2 separate regions of the Homo sapiens genome follow, and region 2 is linked to region 1. Evidence: read pairs that join two places in POLR2A ChIA-PET (ENCODE). Cell type or tissue: PC-9. All regions are shown on one strand. Links, peaks and the distances in the headings refer to the core of each region. The heading gives the core; the rest is flanking DNA. Region 1 overlaps PLS3 (plastin 3). Region 2 has its middle 40 kb from the start of LUZP4.

Region 1 (8,587 bases), core at 148-8,147:
TAATTATTTTAATTTTCTCAACAATTGTTTCCAGTGCTTCCCAGTAGCAGAAACGTTAGTTATCAGTTTTTGTACTTCATGATGTTTCAAATTTAATTTAAATGCTGTAATACATAACTATTTCTAAAGAAGAATAAATAAAACCTTTCAAAACACTTAGGTATTAATATTTTACCATCTAGAAACTGTCTTTTACATTCTAAGCCTTTAATCTTGCTATGGAAACTAGTGGTCATTTGGATGATTACTTGTCATAAAGAAAAATTCATGTAATGTAAACCTTTGCAGAGTTGCTTTAGTACTGCAAACACTTACCTTGCCTTGCCTTTTTTCCCTCCTGAGCACTCACTACTGAGGTTTTTTAAACATGAATTCAGCACTTTTGAAATAAAAGAATAATGGGTTTCTTAAATGACTAGGAATAGTATGGGTGTATTCCTTTGAGGTTTCCCACCAAACTAAGCAAAAAAAAATTGGTTGTGGTGATTGTAGCTATACCAGACTTCTCTCATCCTAGGAAGTTGAGTTGTTTCAAATTACTTGATATTCGCTAGTATATAAAAACCACATCAGGATGATGCCACAAAAAAAAACAGTGCTTTAGTTTAATTTACTTTCAGTATTCAATAAAAGAACACCAGTGCATATTTGTTTAATTATGCCTTAAAACAAAAACAAAACTATAGCCCGTCTAAAAAAAATGAAACTAATCAGTGCTCTTTCATTGTGCCATCTGGTTAATTATATATGGATTATTAGAAGTGGAGGTCTCGGGATAGTCGGAAAACCATGTTTCAAAGGTGTGGAAGCTAGTTAGGAGTACACATGTGTGGGTGCATGGGTAAAAGCAATTTTTATTTTTATTTTTATTTTTATTTTGAGACTCCTGGGCTCAAGTGATCCTCCCACCTCGGCCTCCTAAAATGCTGGGATTACAGGCTTGAGCCATGGTACCTGGCCAGCCAGGTATATTTTGCTTCATGCACTAGATGCGTTCCTGAAAATCAGCAAGCCAACTGTAAATGGATTTTATGTAGTGGGATATATTTTAAATGTAAAGAGAAAATCTTATTTTTTTAAGTGAAGCCTGCTTTGAATTTTTTTATTTTTTTATTTTTATTTTTAATTATTTTTTGTTTATTTATTTTTTTTGAGACGGAGTCTCGCTCTGTCACCCAGGCTGGAGTGCAGTGGCGCGATCTCGGCCACTGCAAGCTCCGCCTCCCGGGTTCACGCCATTCTCCTGCCTCAGCCAGGTGGCAGACTACAGGCGCCTGCCACCACGCCCGGCTAATTTTTTTTTTTGTATTTTTAGTGGAGACGGAGTTTCACCGTGTTAGCCAGGATGGTCTCGATCTCCTGACCTCGTGATCCGCCCGTCTCGGCCTCCCAAAGTGCTGGGATTACAGACGTGAGCCACCGCGCCTGGCCTACACACATGTATTTTTAAAACGAGAGTTGCAGCAGGGGAAAAATGATGGCCAAACTGCTGGAAATTTTGAGTCAGAAAAGGACTGATAAACATTTTTGATTGCCTGGTCTCACCCTCTAAACTTGTCCAGCCTTCTGCTGTACTTGACCTCCATCTTTGGAAATCCACTAGTACAGTGAATTCTAAAGCAGCAACCTCCAGTCTACCCTTAGCTGGAACTCATTAAACTGCCTCTTATATTTGCTGCAGTGAGCTACCTCAAAAGGTATAAGCTGTGAGAAGCAAACCCCATGTTTAGCTAAGCATCTGGAGATGTTTAGCAGCTGCCTTTTCTAAGGATTTAATGCCTAATGAAAGCTTGATTTCACTGCTTAGATCTTGGGATGGAATATAGTTTAAATTCTTCTGCCCAAGTCTTTTGACCGAGTCTTTTAAGTCAGTATTTTGTGAGCTTTCATGGGCATTCAGGATTGTGTATGTGTGTAAACCCATTATTGTTAGATAAATAGATTCCTTTTGTCATTTCTTTAGTGCAGAAAATTTGTAGAATATGTTGGTCAAACCAAATTGAACTTTTAAATCCAGCTTTTCCAAAAGGATATGCATCTGCACTTGCTAGGCTTTCTTCTTTAAGTCCTAATGAGCACTGTCCTGAGTGGGCTAATAGAGAGGTCGCATGTGTATTCCAGATGAGGGCACACAATATGTGACCTCTTCATAAAGAAAGACACCAGATTTAGACAGATTCAAGGATGTTTAAAGCAACACACACACACACACACGCATACACACACAACCCGAGCGTCAAAGAAAATCCTAGTCTTTCTTACTGTCAAATTTATGAGACAAAGTAGCACCCCAAAAGACGCTTTTGAAGTGATAGATTGCAGCACGTACCACCTGGACATGGGCAGTGTAAAACAGCAGCTAAAATCAAAACCACTTGGATTCTGGCTTAGCTTTCTCCAGACAAGTACTTAAAATAGCTTAAATAACAGGATGCAAGGGGAGGGAAAACATTTCCTTTTAAGGATATGCATTCTTGGTGTGATTCAAACTTCTGCAGGAACATGGCTGTGTAATAAGTTTATTTACTTTAAGGTTTACTTAGGGGAGGGCGGCGGGGGAGTTAAATAGTATTTAAAATAATACTTGGTAAAAGAGAATAATGAGATTTCCTTTAAAACAAAATGCAGATGTGAACCTACACGTGTCATCAGAGAGAGAGAGAGAGAGAGAGAGAGAGAGAGAGAGAGAGAGAAAGGAAACAGTCCTTTTAACAGTTGATTCTTTTCTTATGAATTCAGTCAGTGGCCAATATGAAAAATGGGCCTGTCTGGTGCAGCACTGGGAGCTGCGTAGTGATTTTTTTTTAAGTATCATAATTTTCTTCTTTTAAAAAAAAACGCTTTGTCAATTTACTCAAATTTAGCCCTTTACTTTCTGCCAGAATTGTGTTCAGTGATAAGGTAGAGTTTCCTTTATCCAGCTTCTCCTTAATGTCCAGCCATACTGACCATATTTTCTAAACCAAAAGGTTGAGAAGTGCTGGCATTGAAACTGCACTGCACAATATAGGCAGTATGGTAATTTATGTCTGCTTTATCAGCTGGTTGGAAACTATGATGCTGAAACAGAAGAGTCTTCAAAACACAGAGCTTTTCCCACTCCATACCAATGTATAGTTAATGAGAAAATGGCAAGTGAGCCAAAAAGGTGTTGCAGAGTATTGGCAGCATGAATGAGAAAATAAAGGACTGCCATCATTCCTGGTGGTTGTGATTTTAGTTTCCAGTTGTTAAAACGACTTCCAATCTAGGTATGTTATTTTGGGTCAGTTTATTATTAAGTTCTCATGTTTATGTCAAAACTCAGAATAGGAGAAATTCACCATCAAACATACTGAACAGCAACATTCTAATTCCAATGCTCTGTTTTTAAAGTGGACACTGTAACCACAAATAAGGACATAGTCTTATGATTTCAAAAAATTAAATTGTCTTTTTGAAAAACCTTGCCACATTATTCTTATTCTCATTTTGCTTTTGAATAACAAAAAATTATCCAAAATTCATTTTGGGTTATTTGGAAATCATTCAGGTACCTCAGCTATTTTATTTTACACATAAGGAAAACATGACTCAAAGACTATCATTTAGCCAGTTTGTAAAACGAAACTACTTTTCTCCGATGTAGAAAATTAGATTGAATAGTCATCAGCATTTATGTTTATTTTTTAAAATTACAAGTTAGTCTTAGAAGTAGACTAAAAGTTGTGAGCACCTGATGAGATGGAAGCTTTCTAAAATCCCATTATGCTACCTTTTTACTGGCCTTCCAAACCACGTTAGATCTTTGATATTGTTTAAGGATGTGTTTTTGGTTTTTTGACTGAGGGTTCGAAATAAAATTAGCATAAAACTCTTTAAGAATAATTGCATGCTATTTTGTCTCTCAAGTACTTTACCAGCTGGGAGGTTTTGTAAAATTAATTGCTAGCTGCATTTTTAGGCTCCCTCTGCCTTCTTGTTTAAATTGAAATTATTTTCTTCAAAATATATGATTTAAGAGCTCTAAGAAAGGCTTGATAAAATTGACTCTAACTAACACTAAAATGCCTTTGATCATGGGAGGTAGTGTAATTTGGACTAACACTGGGGGCTAAACTATGGGAAAATGGCAGAATAGGTAAAACTTTTAGAAGACGACGCACATTCTTGTCATCCAGGAAAGCCTAAGGATATGTATTCGAAGTGACTCAAAATTTTTACAAGGATTTTGTAGCCACAGTTTCAAGTAAGACCCAGGGGTTCCGTTTGATTCATTTCTGTATCTTTGGTATGTAGCCCAGTGGGTGTCTTCCCACAGGGTAGGTACTCAGTTTGCTCTGGAGGGTGACTCATACCTAAACAAGTGCACATCTCCTTTCTCAGTAAAGCCAAAGCAGGTTTCTACATTTGGAACAAAAGAGATCCTGACCAGAGAGCTATCACTGGTGGTCCACTTGGGCCCTCCTTGATGGGTGTGTTCACTTAGAAAACCAAATTACAGATCTGAAGGCTGCTGGGTAGGGACAGGATTAGAACAAAGGGAATGAGATTGAATGTTATTTAAGGGATATTTCTGTCAAGTTTTGGTTTCTCGATGAATTGCCATTCAGTCTTTGAGTGCTATTTCTGTATTTCTGTCATTGTTGTTTAGTTTTGTTTCTAAAATGCTCATCTAGGATTAGAGCATTCTTTCTTTGGTCAATTCCTGAGAATCAGTGATTCTACAAAAATAATTTTTTTCCATTGCTTATTATACACAAAAGATTGTGCTACATATTGGGGTGGGAGATACAAAGATTTAAAAGAATCTTTATCGGGAGATTTGCAGCCTAATAAGGAAGTTTGTCATGTAATGACAAATTCTTATTCCTCCAATTTCCTTTAAAATTTTCCTGTCCCTTTCTAAAAGCATTTCTTACTACTGCCCTTACTTCAAAATGAAATTTCCAAATGTGGTTATTTTATGTTAATTATGTTTTAGGGTGGCTACTTCCTGGCATCTTTTAATCACATCAGTGAACTGTCTTCTAATTAATGTTCAAGAGAGGTTATTTCAGGGAGGATACAGGCAAATAGTAATTTCTCCCTGCGACCCAAACTTCTGGAGTTTTTTGTTTTTGCTTTTGAGACAGTGTCTCACTCTGGTGCCCAGGCTAGAGTGCCATGATGCCATCATAGCTCACTGCAGCCTCGAAATCCTGGGCTCAACTGATCCTCCTGCCTCGGCCTCCCAAAGCGCTGGGATTACAGGCATGAGCCACCAGTCCCAGCCACCAGACCTGTAGTCTAACCTAATACAAATAGGCAGCCAGATAAACTTTCTGGGCCTTAGTCAGTTTCATATAGCTTTGAATCCACTGTAGTTCTCCCACATCTAATTTAAAACATCTCTACCTTCCACTTCCATTATAACACTGAGAATACAAAAAGAACAAATCCTGTTACATACCTGTTATATACTCCAGTCTAAACTAGAGTCAAAGCACAGTGGCTCATACCTGTAATCCCAACACTTTGGGAGGCCAAGGTGGAAGGATCATTTGAGGCCAGGAGTTTGAGATTAGCCTGGTCAATATAGTGAGACCCTGTCTCTACAAAAAATACAAGAAACAAAAAGTTAGCTGGGCATAGTGGTGAGAGCCTGTAGTCTCAGCTACTCAGGAGGCTAAGGTGGGAGGATTGCTTAAGCCCAGGATTTCAAGGCTGCAGTGAGCTATGATTGTGCCACTGTACTCCAGCCTGGGCAACAGAATGAGACCCTGTCTCTAAAGATACTTTTTTAAATTAAAAAATTGGCTGAGCTTGGTGACTTATGCCTATAATCCTACCACTTTGGGAGGCCAAGGTGGGAGGATCACTTGAGGCCAGGAGTTCAAGACCAGCCTGGCCAACATGACGAAACCCCATCTCTACTAAAAATACAGAAGTTGGCCAGGCATGGTGGCACTGTAATCCCAGCTACTCAGGAGGCTGAGGCAGGAGAATCGCTTGAACCCAGGAGGCGGAGGTTGTAGTGAGCCAAGATCATGCCACTGCACTCCAGCCTGGGTGACAGAGTGAGACTTAGTCTCAAAATAAAGAAAATAGCTTAAAAGAAAAAAAGAACCCACTGAAGTGGACAACGTTTTGATAGTTAAAAGAATAAGCTATCTCTTCCTCCAAAGATATCATAAAAATGAAAGAATATTATACTTAGGTAATAAGGTGCAGTAGTGATCAGAATGTTATCACTCTGTATCTGTATTTAATATGCGTTACTATTCTATCTCCAGGTTTTAAAAGTGTTTGTGTGAGGGGAGGGTTGTGAAGTCTTGTGTATTCTGATTTAGAATCAGTGTGATAGAACCAAAAAGGAACTTTAGAGATTATGTGGTCCAAAGCACTCCTTTTACAGATGAGAAAACTAGGACCTGAAGAGGTAACTTGTGCAAATTAATAGCCAAGTTGAGATAAGACATTGTTTCACATTATTCCCACTGTGTGTCTCTTCAAGCATGTATGCTGTGTTTCTTTCACTATGCCACACTTACTCTCTAGTACTGAACTCCACTGTAATTTTAGAAAGGATGTAGGAAAAACAAGTTGGTATATGCATGGGAGCAGGTGTATTTAAGCCCAAGACATTCATAAAACAAGAGCCACTAAAATTTTGCCTCAGTGCCATGGGGATTACTTTGTTCTTTTTAGCAACTGCAGACATTATTGATGGATTGATTTCTACATAGAAATACTTTACATGTAGAAATAAAGAGTTTGATGTATGACCTTTTATAAATCCAAAGCAAAGAAAGTGAATATACATCCTAGGGAAATTAAGTGCTTTACCTCAAAGGAAATCTAAGTGATTTTCACACTAAGTATTGAATGGTTTGTTATTGATGTTTTAAAAGTACAGATATTTTAATTAGCCAGGCATGATGGTGCCCACCTTTGGCCCCAGCCATGCCGGGGAGCTGAGGCAGGAGGATTGCTTGAGCCCAGGAGGTTGATGCTGCAGTGAGCCATGCTCGTGCCACTCCAGCTTGGGCAAGAGAGACCCTGTCTCAAAGAAATACAAAAGTAAAAATAAAGGTACAGATGTTTTAATTCATAGATTTAAAATGTAGTAATCAATGTTTAAGAAAATTTAATACTTAAAATAGACTGCATTAAAACTAAACAGAATTTCATCAGCATTCAAAATATTTGCAAGATGGTTCCATGCAGTATACTTAATATTTTAATTTAATTTAATTTTTAATCCCCCAGAGCATTCTTGCAAATTGCAATTTTAGTAATTGACCAAAAATTGGACAATGTGAACTACACGTAGATCACACTTAGAAAGAAATGTCAGTGTATTCCATGGAATACATTGGCCTAGCAGAGCTTATAAGATCAGCTAGCTCCCCGACCTTATCTCTCATTTTCCCCCTTGTTCACTCTACCCAAGTCATATTGGATCTTTACTTTTCCCGAAACACACCAGACACACTGCAGCATCACTGACTTTGCATTTGCTATTTTCTCTACCCGAAATCTCTTGCCCCAGATAGCCACATGATTTGCTTCCCTTACCTCATGGAAGTCTTCATTCAAATATAACCTCATCAAAGTGGCCTTCCTTACCCATTCTGTCTAAGTAGTAGCACCACCACCATCCCTGCCCCCCAATATCTCTATAACCCAGGGTTACTCAACTTCAGCACAATTGACATTTTAAGCTGCATAACTCTTGTGTTGTACATACAAGGAAGGGGTCATATCCATTGTAAGATATTTAGAAGCATCCCCAGCCTCTACGCACTGTATGCCAGGTGCTTCCAGTTATGGCAATCAAAAATGTCCCCTGGGGGCAAGATAGCCCCAGTCTAACCCCTTATGCTTTTTTCTTTTTTTTTTCTTTTCTTTTTTTTTTTTTTTTTTTTTTTTGAGATGGAGTCTTGCTCTGTCACCCAGGCTGCAGTGCATTGGTGCAATCTTGGCCCAGGTTCAAGTGATTCTCCTGCCTCAGCCTCCCGAGTAGGTGGGACTATAGGCGCCCACCACCATACCCAGCTAATTTTTGTATTTTTAGTGAAGACGGGGTTTTGCCATATGGGCCAGGCTGATCTCGAACTCCTGACCTCAAGTGATCCGCCTGCCTCGGCCTCCCAAAGTGCTGGGATTACAGGCGTGAGTCACTGTGCCCAGCCTGCTTTATTTTTTTATTTTTTATTTTATATATTTTTTTGAGACGGAGTCTCACTCTGTTGCCCAGGCTGGAGTGCACTGGTACTATCTTGGCTCACTGCAACCTCCGCCTCCCAGGTTCAAGCGATTCTGCTGCCTCAGCCTCCCGAGTAGCTGAGATTACGGGTGCCCGCCACCACGCCCAGCTAATTTTTTGTATTTTTAGTAGAAACGGGGTTTCACCATGTTGGCCAGGCTGGTCTCGAACTCCTGGCCTCAGGTGATCCACCCGCCTCAGCCTCCCAAAGTGCTGGGATTACAGGCGTGAGCCACCGTGCCCGGCCACAATACATTTTCTTAAATGCGCTAAGGTCATCTTGAGTCATTTCTCTGTTCAGGTTGTTTCCTTCTATTATAATTAAGTTTACATATGAAAATCAGTGAGACCTAAGGA
Region 2 (8,587 bases), core at 422-8,421, 290 kb before region 1:
AGAAGGAAATTTTGGATAACTGAGCTGCTTTTCATATTAACTGCTATGTAGCCATGTGCTCCAGCTACTTTTTTGGTAACAAGTTTATTGAGATATAATTCTTATACTATAAGGTTCGCCACGTTAAAGTATACGGTTCAGTTAGTATATTAACAGAGTGTGCAACCAATACTATAGTCTAATTTTAGAACATTTTTAATGTCCCCCAAAGAAACTCTGTACCCATTAATAGTCACTCCCCCTTTCCCTCCTTTCCCCCCCTTCTCACAGCCCAAGGCAACCATGAATCCATTTTTTTTCTCTATATGAAGGCTGTAGCTACTTTTGTTCCAAAATGCATATAGGGATAACTATACTTTAAAAATAGTGAGATTGATTTGGCATTTAAACAGTAGAATCTGGGCAGGGTGGCTCACACCTATTATCCCAGCACTGTGGGAGGCCAAGATAGGCTGATCACTTGAGCCCAGGAGTTCGAGTCCAGCCTGGGCAACAGAGTGAGACCCCCGTCTCTACAAACAAAGATACAAAAAATTAGCTGGGTGTGGTGGCAGGTACTGTAGTACCAGCTACTTGGGAGGCTGAGGTGGGAGGATCACCTGAGCCCAGGAAGAAGAAGAAATTTTTTAAAATAAACAGTAGAAAAACTCATCTAGGGATTTTGAAGTAACAATATAAAAAAGACTAGATTAATGCATGCATGCAATTTTTAAAAAAGATAAACGGTAGAAAAACTCACCTAGATATTTTGATGTAATGATTAAAAAAAGACTAGATTAATGCATGTTTACAATCCTTCTGAATGCTGCACTAATACTCCCTGATTCAGAACTTGGAACCTAACTACTAAAAAGGGAGCTTGAAGATTCTTGGATATACCTTCTTCATTTTACAGCTGGTGTTAATGAGACTTACATGAAGTTGAATGGCCCAAAGTTGCTCATCTAATTAGTGGCTGACAAATATATCTTTACTAATTATTATGCTTAAGTGACACAAATGTGAGATATAGGGTTAAAACTTTACTCCTAAGGACAAAATATACTACAACCAAGAGTTTTCTGCACCAGCCCAGAGGAATATACTTGAAATTCAACTTTCAAGCAATGGATAATCACGTGAGTGTAATAGAATTGCACAATAAGCTTGTTCACGTGATATTAAAGAATTCATGTCTGTTTTAGGACTACTTGATGTATAAAAAGGTATCTTTTATGTATCAGAAAAAAATGCAGTTAACTAGATTCTACCTGGAGCCCTTAATTCACAAAGAGTCTCTTCCTGTACTGCACCTTCATGAAGGATACAAAGGTCAAAGAAATAAGCCAACTTCAATTATTTATTTTTAAAACGAACTTCAAGTTGAACGTGGATTTAGTCCAATATACTATATTTGTCCCTCGGTATCTGTGGGGGATTAACTCCAGGACCCCAGTGGATACCAAAACCATGGGTCCTCAGGTCCCTGATATGAAATAACATAGTAATTGCATATAAGCTATACACATCTTCTTGTATACTTTTTTTTTTTTGAGACGTGGTCTCACTCTGTTGCCCAATGTGCATGAAGCTTCCTAATGTAATTTGTGGCAAATGATTTGGAGAGAGAATGTTTCTTCATATCACAAAAATAATACAGGTTAATTGCAGAAATTTTTCAAAATACAAAATACCAAAAATTATCACACACACACACACACGCACACACACACACACACACACACACACATGCAAACTTGTAATAGCTACGTCCGTATTTATTTTACTGCCACTAAGCCTTCTTCCACAGTAAAGCTTTCTACACTATTTATCCAGTTCCCCATTGCTGGATAGTTAGGCCGTTTTCAGTTTAAGTTTTTGTAAATTATGCTTGTGGTGAGTTTTCGTGTACTTATATATTTGCAGTACCTCTTCAATTCATTACATATGATAATTTTCCAGAAGTAAAATTGCTGGATCAAATAGTACATATTTGGAATGCTACAAAGAAGTTGCTGTACAGAAAGGTTGTACCATTTGACATCCCCACTACCAGAATACTAAAAGGCTTGTTTTCTCATAATCTCATTTACAAAGAATATGGGATGGATACATTGCTTTCAATGTCTTGCTTGCTAATGGGTAATTAGGGTAAGGAGCAACAGTATGGCCAGGCGCAGTGACTCATACCTATAATCCCAGCACTTTGGGAGGCCAAGGCATGTAGATTGCTGGAGCCCAGGAGTTCCAGACCAGCCCGGGCAACATGGAGAAACCCTGTCTCTACAGAAATAATAGCCAAGTGGGGCGGTGTGCACCTGCAATCCCAGCTACTCGGGAGGCTGAAGTGAGAGAATCATCTGAGCCTGGAAGGTGGAGGCTGCAGTGAGTGGCGCCACTGCACTCCAGTCTGGGCGACAGAGCGAGAAACTGTCTCAAAAAAAAAAAAAAAAAAGCAAGAAGAAAAAGCAACAGCATAAGGCAATGAGCCCAGCAATATTTCCCAAGCTTCAAATGGTTTTTCCCCCATATGAAACAGCAGCTATATAAGTCACAAACCTCTCCCTCTCTGCCTTGAATAACATCAGAAGTACAACATTGTCATAACAATCAGTTGGACAATGCCGAGAGATGTGCAGTCTAGCTGTTTGGCAGTATGTGAACAGAACAAAGAAACAGGCTGACTGAACTTTCCATTTTTGCCTCATTTGGCACCAATCATAGCATGAATTTTCTGTGTGTGGTCTTCAAACCAGCATTCTCAGCCTCACCTGGGAACCTGCAAATTCTCAGGCTTCACCTCAGACCTATTGAATCAAAACCTCTGGGTGTGGGTCCCAGAAATCTGTGTTTTAACAAACCCTCCAGAAAATTTTGATGTATACTAAAATTTGAGATTATGCGGGATCTTACTTCTTAGTGGTAGTTAAAACTCCTGCCCAAGATCAGGTGAAATTATAGTGCTTACCCCTTGTCTCCATCTCTCCATCCATCAGTCTTTCTGCTTCTTACTTTTTAATGTGCCAAACTCCCTCCCTCTCTCCTGTCTACTATATCCCCACTCTAATACTCTATCCAATAATAATAGTGGATGTTGGGTGACCCTCTGCTTGGCTGGATCATTACCACTCTATCAGTGTAGCCATCTTCGTCTGATCTTAGGGTTCCTAGAGATAGGGCCTATGATGTACTAACAGATTACACTGTATTTATTGGTTCGGGAAAAGGGAATCATGGTACAACCAGAAGTGGCAGAGTTGGGAGATCTCTCTCAAGTCCCAGAGCTCATACTCTTAACCTTAAAAGCACTCACGCCTTTGCTTCATCATTGGTCTCTTTCTGGGATGTTCTTTCCCGCCTTTGCTGACTGTGGATCCTGCCCATCCTTCAAGATGGAGCTCTGTTATGTTAAATGGATTTAAGTGGGGGAAAATAAAGTTTGTACATGGTTTGGCCCTGTTGTGGTTTGATCTCTGGCTGTGCTCTCCTATTTTATTTCCTTCCTGTTTTTATCTCCCACACACCTTCCCAGCCACACCAGCTTCCTTACTATGCCACTAATACAGTAAGCATGCTCCTGCCTCAGAGCATTTGCACTTCCCTTTCCTCTTAGAACACTTTTCACACCTAGGGCAGAGGTCCCCAACCTTTTTGGCACTAAAGATAGGTTTTGTGGAAGACAATTTTATCATGGATTGGGTGTGGGCAGGGGGGATGGTTTCGGGATGATTCAAGTGCATTACATTTATTGTGCACGTTATTTATATTATTATTACATTGTAATATATAATGAATATACTGAATGAATATAATGAATGTAATATATAATGAAATATACAATTTAATGTAGAATCAGTGGGAGCCCTGAACTTGTTTTCCTGCAACGAGACGGTCCCATCTGGATGGAGGTGATGGGAGACAATGACAGATCATCAAGCATTAGATTCTCACAAGGATTTTGCAACCTAGATCCCTTGCATGCACAGTTCACAATAGGGTTCACGCTCCTATGAGAATCTAATGCTGCCACTGATCTGACAGGAGGTGGAGCTCAGGCGGTAATGCCAGTGATGGGGAGCAGCTGTAAATACAGATGAAGCTCAGCCTCCTCTCACCTCCTGCTGTGCGACCTGGACAGATACCGGTCTGTGGCCTGGGGGTTGGGGACCCCTGCCCTATGGGACTCTTCCCCTACACATTTACATGGCTTTCTCCTTCTGGTCATTCAGAATGCTGCTCAAATGTTACTTATTACACTACCTCAGAGGGGCCTTTCATGACCACCCTATCTGAAGTAGCTCTGTAATCATTTTATTTCCTTTTGTTATGCCTTATTTTTCTTCATAGCATTTCTCATGATTTAACCTTTAATTATGTCTTTATTTGTTTATTGTTGCTCTTGACCCCGAATGCAAGCTCTGTGAGGACAGGGACTTTCTAGATTTTTTCCTTTGTTATTTTATCTCTAGTGCCTAACGAAGTACTTGGTATATATAAGGTGCTCAAGAAATATTTTTGGATGAAAGTCAGAGTTATGAAAAAAATTGATTTTTTTTTTTCTCTGAGACAGAGGCTTGCCCGTCACCCAGGCTGGAGTGCAATGGCGCAATCTCGGTTCACTGCAACCTCTGCCTCCCTGGTTCAGACGATTCTCCTGCCCCAGCTTCCCGAGTAGCTGAGATTACAGGCGCCCACCACCACGCCCGGCTAATTTTTGTATTTTTAGTAGAGACGGGGTTTCACCATATTGGCCAGGCTGGTCTCGAACTCCTGACCTCGTGATCCGCCCACCTCGGCCTCCCAAAGTGCTGGGGTTACAGGCGTGAGCCACTGCGCCCGGCAAAAAATTGAATTTTTAATGACACTCGGGATATTGCAAAGAATGCAATAAGCAAAGATTGGAAAAAATGCACCAAAATGCATTAGAATTTAAGAACTGTAGGAAATTTGTATTTCCCCACATGTACTTTAACATATTTTATAAATTCCTGAAATAATCATATTTTACTTATATTAGAAAAAATAAACACATTTGTGGGTAAAATAAAAAGCATTTAAGTTGCTTTTTGATTTGTACATCTCATGCTTTTTTTTTTCTTTAAGAGATGGCGGGGGGAGGGGGAGGTGGGCGGGGGGGTCTCACTGTGTTGCCCAGCTGGTCCGGAACTCTTGCCTCAGGTAATCCTCCCACATAGGCCTCCCAAAGTGTTGGGATTACAGGCGTGGCCACCGTGTCCGGCCCTACATCTTACGCCTTTAGTCCTGCGGGTTTTTTTGTTAGTTTGTTTTCTGCCACGGGTCTGGCGGAAAGATTTCCCTACTCCAGCTCACTGCTGCCTGTCAACCACCAGATGGCAGCATTCAACTTCCAAAAACTGGCCTTTCGTTAACTTCTCACAAACCGCAGTAAAATAAAGGAAAAAAGAAAACTCTTATGGTTAAACAAATTGTGGAGTTTTGGGCTACTTCAGAAAATAGATATTCGTTTGAAGGTGGAAAATATTTTATCCTTAAACCAGTTTCTCAATTTAATTCGGACAGTTGATCTTCAGGGTATTCAAACAACTAATCCTGAAAGTCTACTAGTAAAGAGGAGTTATGGCATAATTTTGCATTTCTCAGAACCACACCTGGCAGCTGTGGTAGTCAAGACCAGCCTTCTTTGGAAACGTTTTGGCATCTGCGCGAAAAGCGTAACTTTAAGACCTCTGAACAATTCTTCTCCCATCGCCACAGCTATAACTAATGCTCCCCCAAATCACTTTCCTTTACCAGATAAGTAACCAGGGAACTTTAAACGCCTGTTCGCTTTTTAAATTCAAATATCCCTCAGGGAATTTGAATTGTTATAGGTTTTTGTGTTTTGTTTTGTTTTTGAGACAAGGTCTTGCTCTGTCCCCCAGGCTGGAGTGCAGTGGCATGATCTCGGCTCACTGCAACCTCCACCTCCCGGGTTCAAGCGATTCTTGTGCCTCAGCCTCCCAAGTAGCTGGGACTACAGGCTCGTGCCACAGCACGAGGCTAATTTTTGCATTTTTAGTAGAGACGAGGTTTCACCATGCTGGCCAGGCTGGTCTTGAACTCCTGACCTCAGTGGATCTGCCCACCTTGGCCTCCCAAAGTGCTGGGATTACAGGCGTAAGCCACCGTGTCTGGCCATGAGTTGTCATAGAATTTTAGTGTCGTAAATCGTAATAAAATATAGTTTTATTTTGATTTTAAGGAAATAAATCTGGGACTAAGGGCTTAAACAACTTTCCCATGATTAGATAGCTACTTAGTGGCAGAGCTAAATGAAACAAGGCCTAGGTCTCCTACCTTCAGCCCACTGTAGGCTTTATGTTTATTTAGGTTCTGCTATTATATATATCATACTGCTTTTTTTTATGAATATATACCTTGCAATAGTACGCTGTCTGGGGCTCGCTTTAAAATATTTTAGAAATCAATCACCCATTCAGCAAAATATATAAATTATGTATAATTTATAAATAAATATTAGCTGGGCATGATGAGGCAGCCGCAGTCCCAGGTACTCGGGAGGCTGAGATGGGAGGATTGCTTGAGCCAGGGAGGCAGAGGCTGCAGTGAGCCGAGATCATGCCACTGCACTACAGCCTGAGTTATGGAGTGACACCCTGCCTCAAAAAAAAAAAAAAAAAAGAAAAAGAAAAAAACAAGAAATTTATAAATAAATAATATACAGTATATGAAATTATATAATAAATATAATAAAGTTTTTTTAAGAGTATATCTTATTGAGATACCAAGGAAGGAACATTAAAAAAGATGGAATGGAAAATGGAGAGGTTGAGGATGAGGACAAATTTCTTCCAGTTACTTCTTCATCTACTGGTGATGCTTGACTGAATCAGCTGTGTGATCTTAGGGAAGTCATTTCCCCTCTATAAGCTTGTTTCTTCATCTGGTAAGTGAGGTCTTTAGGAACGATGGCCCTAAAGGTACCTGGAAGCAATATGCATCTCAGCTCCCTACGAAAACCCCCAAATATTTAAATTCCTCTTTGGATTTTCTGAAAGGGATGGCAAAAGAAGCCTCAGATCAGGTAGAGCCCCATGGTTCTGACTAAATCATTTCTGACAGCTAGGCAGTTCCACGGCCCCACAGTTCCTCAGAATGCTCCAAAGCCACCAGTTCTGAACTGGGACTGAAGTCTTTAGGAAGCAGCCATACTTAGTGTTGCAGTTTCCCCATAGCTTAAGGGTACCCAAGGAACATGGCTATGTACCACTCCCATGGCTCCCCGAGGCTTCCATTTAAATGTAAGAACACAGACTGAGGTGGACCAAAGTTTAAATCCCACCTCTGCCACTTCCTAGACGTGTATGATCTTAGTTATTTCTAGTTCTCAATCTCCCCATAAATAAAACTGTTGGGAAAATTCAGTATTCAATAAAGGTGAGTAAGAAGGTAGATAGAGAGGTAGACAGAGAGGTGATAGGATAATATATTTGAGATATTGAATTTTTGCCCTCCAGGAGTTCGCCCCCTTCCCATTCAAAGTGCTAGTCATTTCGGTACTCATTTTCTCAGTGGTGGCATGTGACTATCATAAGGCATAAACAGTAAGATCTTTCTGACTTAAGAGGGCAAAATCTTCAGGCAGTGGTGTGCTGGAGCCGGTTCCAACTGGCTCCTTGAGCTAAAATTAACCATTTTAAAGTAAACAACTCAGTGGCGCACATCTTGTTCCAAAACATTTCCATCAATCACTACAAAATAAAACCCCACACCAATTAAGAAGTTACTCCCCATTCATCCTCCTTTCAGGCTCTGGTAACAACCATTCTACTTTTCATTTCTCTGGATCTTCCTATTCTGGATATTTCATATAAGTGGAATCGTGTGCCCTTTTGTTCCTGACTTCTTTCACCTAGTGTGACGTTTCTAAAGTTCATCCACTTTGTAGCATGTATCAGTACTTCATTCCTTTTTACGGCTGAATAATGTTCCATTGTATGAATATACCACTTTTGTTTGTCCATTCATTAATTGATGGACATTTGGACTGTTTCCTCTTTTTAGTTGTTATGAATAATACTACTGTGAACATTCCTGTATAATTTTTTTTGTGTAAACATATGTTTTAAATTTTCTTGGGTATATATATGGGAGTCGAATTTCTGGGTCATATGGTGACTGTGTTACCAGAGTTGTGAATAAATGCCTACAATCAGCCATCAAGAGCTATTTGGAAATCAGTACGTGGAAAGATATTCAACATCATTAGCCCTGGGAAGGGGGAAATGTAAACCAAACCACAATGAGATAACACGTCACATCCACTAGGCAGATAATAACAAGTGTCAGGGAGGATGCAGAGAAACTGAAACCCTCATACATTGCTAGTGAGATTGTAAAATGGTGCCGCTGCTTTGGAAAACAGTCTGGTAGTTCCTCAAACGGTTAAACTTCGAGCCTTCATTTGTGAATGCCTCCTGGGCATGGGAGGGGGTGGTCAGGCCCTGAACAGAATAGCTAGAGAAGCTTCTTCCCTCCTCCCCCTGGGATGAGATAATCATTAAACACATGCCCATTCAGATAGACAGATGGATATGTGGATCTGATATTCACCTCTTTGGTGTCA

The links. ChIA-PET counts read pairs that join two places held together with the same protein. Peaks named below come from ENCODE experiments on the same cell type or tissue, not always from the same donor. Only the 100,000 strongest peaks of a DNase experiment are listed, where the experiment ranks them.
Region 2: POLR2A ChIA-PET joins it to region 1 with 47 read pairs; 9 of 35 experiments call an interaction of 5 or more read pairs at or near these places.

Annotation. Positions count from the first base shown.
Region 1 is chrX:115,612,838-115,621,424 of GRCh38, forward strand. All of the region lies in intron 2 of PLS3 (plastin 3), which reads left to right. Among named protein-coding and RNA genes, the nearest start is that of PLS3-AS1, 54 kb to the left of the region's middle. RefSeq lists an enhancer at 8,344-8,587. In PC-9, for the core only: a CTCF peak has its summit at 2,693; DNase peaks (open chromatin) are centred at 2,494 and 4,274; H3K4me3 peaks cover 852 bases; H3K27ac peaks cover 3,100 bases.
Region 2 is chrX:115,325,403-115,333,989 of GRCh38, forward strand. No RefSeq gene overlaps it. Among named protein-coding and RNA genes, the nearest start is that of LUZP4, 40 kb to the left of the region's middle. In PC-9, for the core only: CTCF peaks have their summits at 5,338 (motif pointing right) and 5,539; a DNase peak (open chromatin) is centred at 5,339.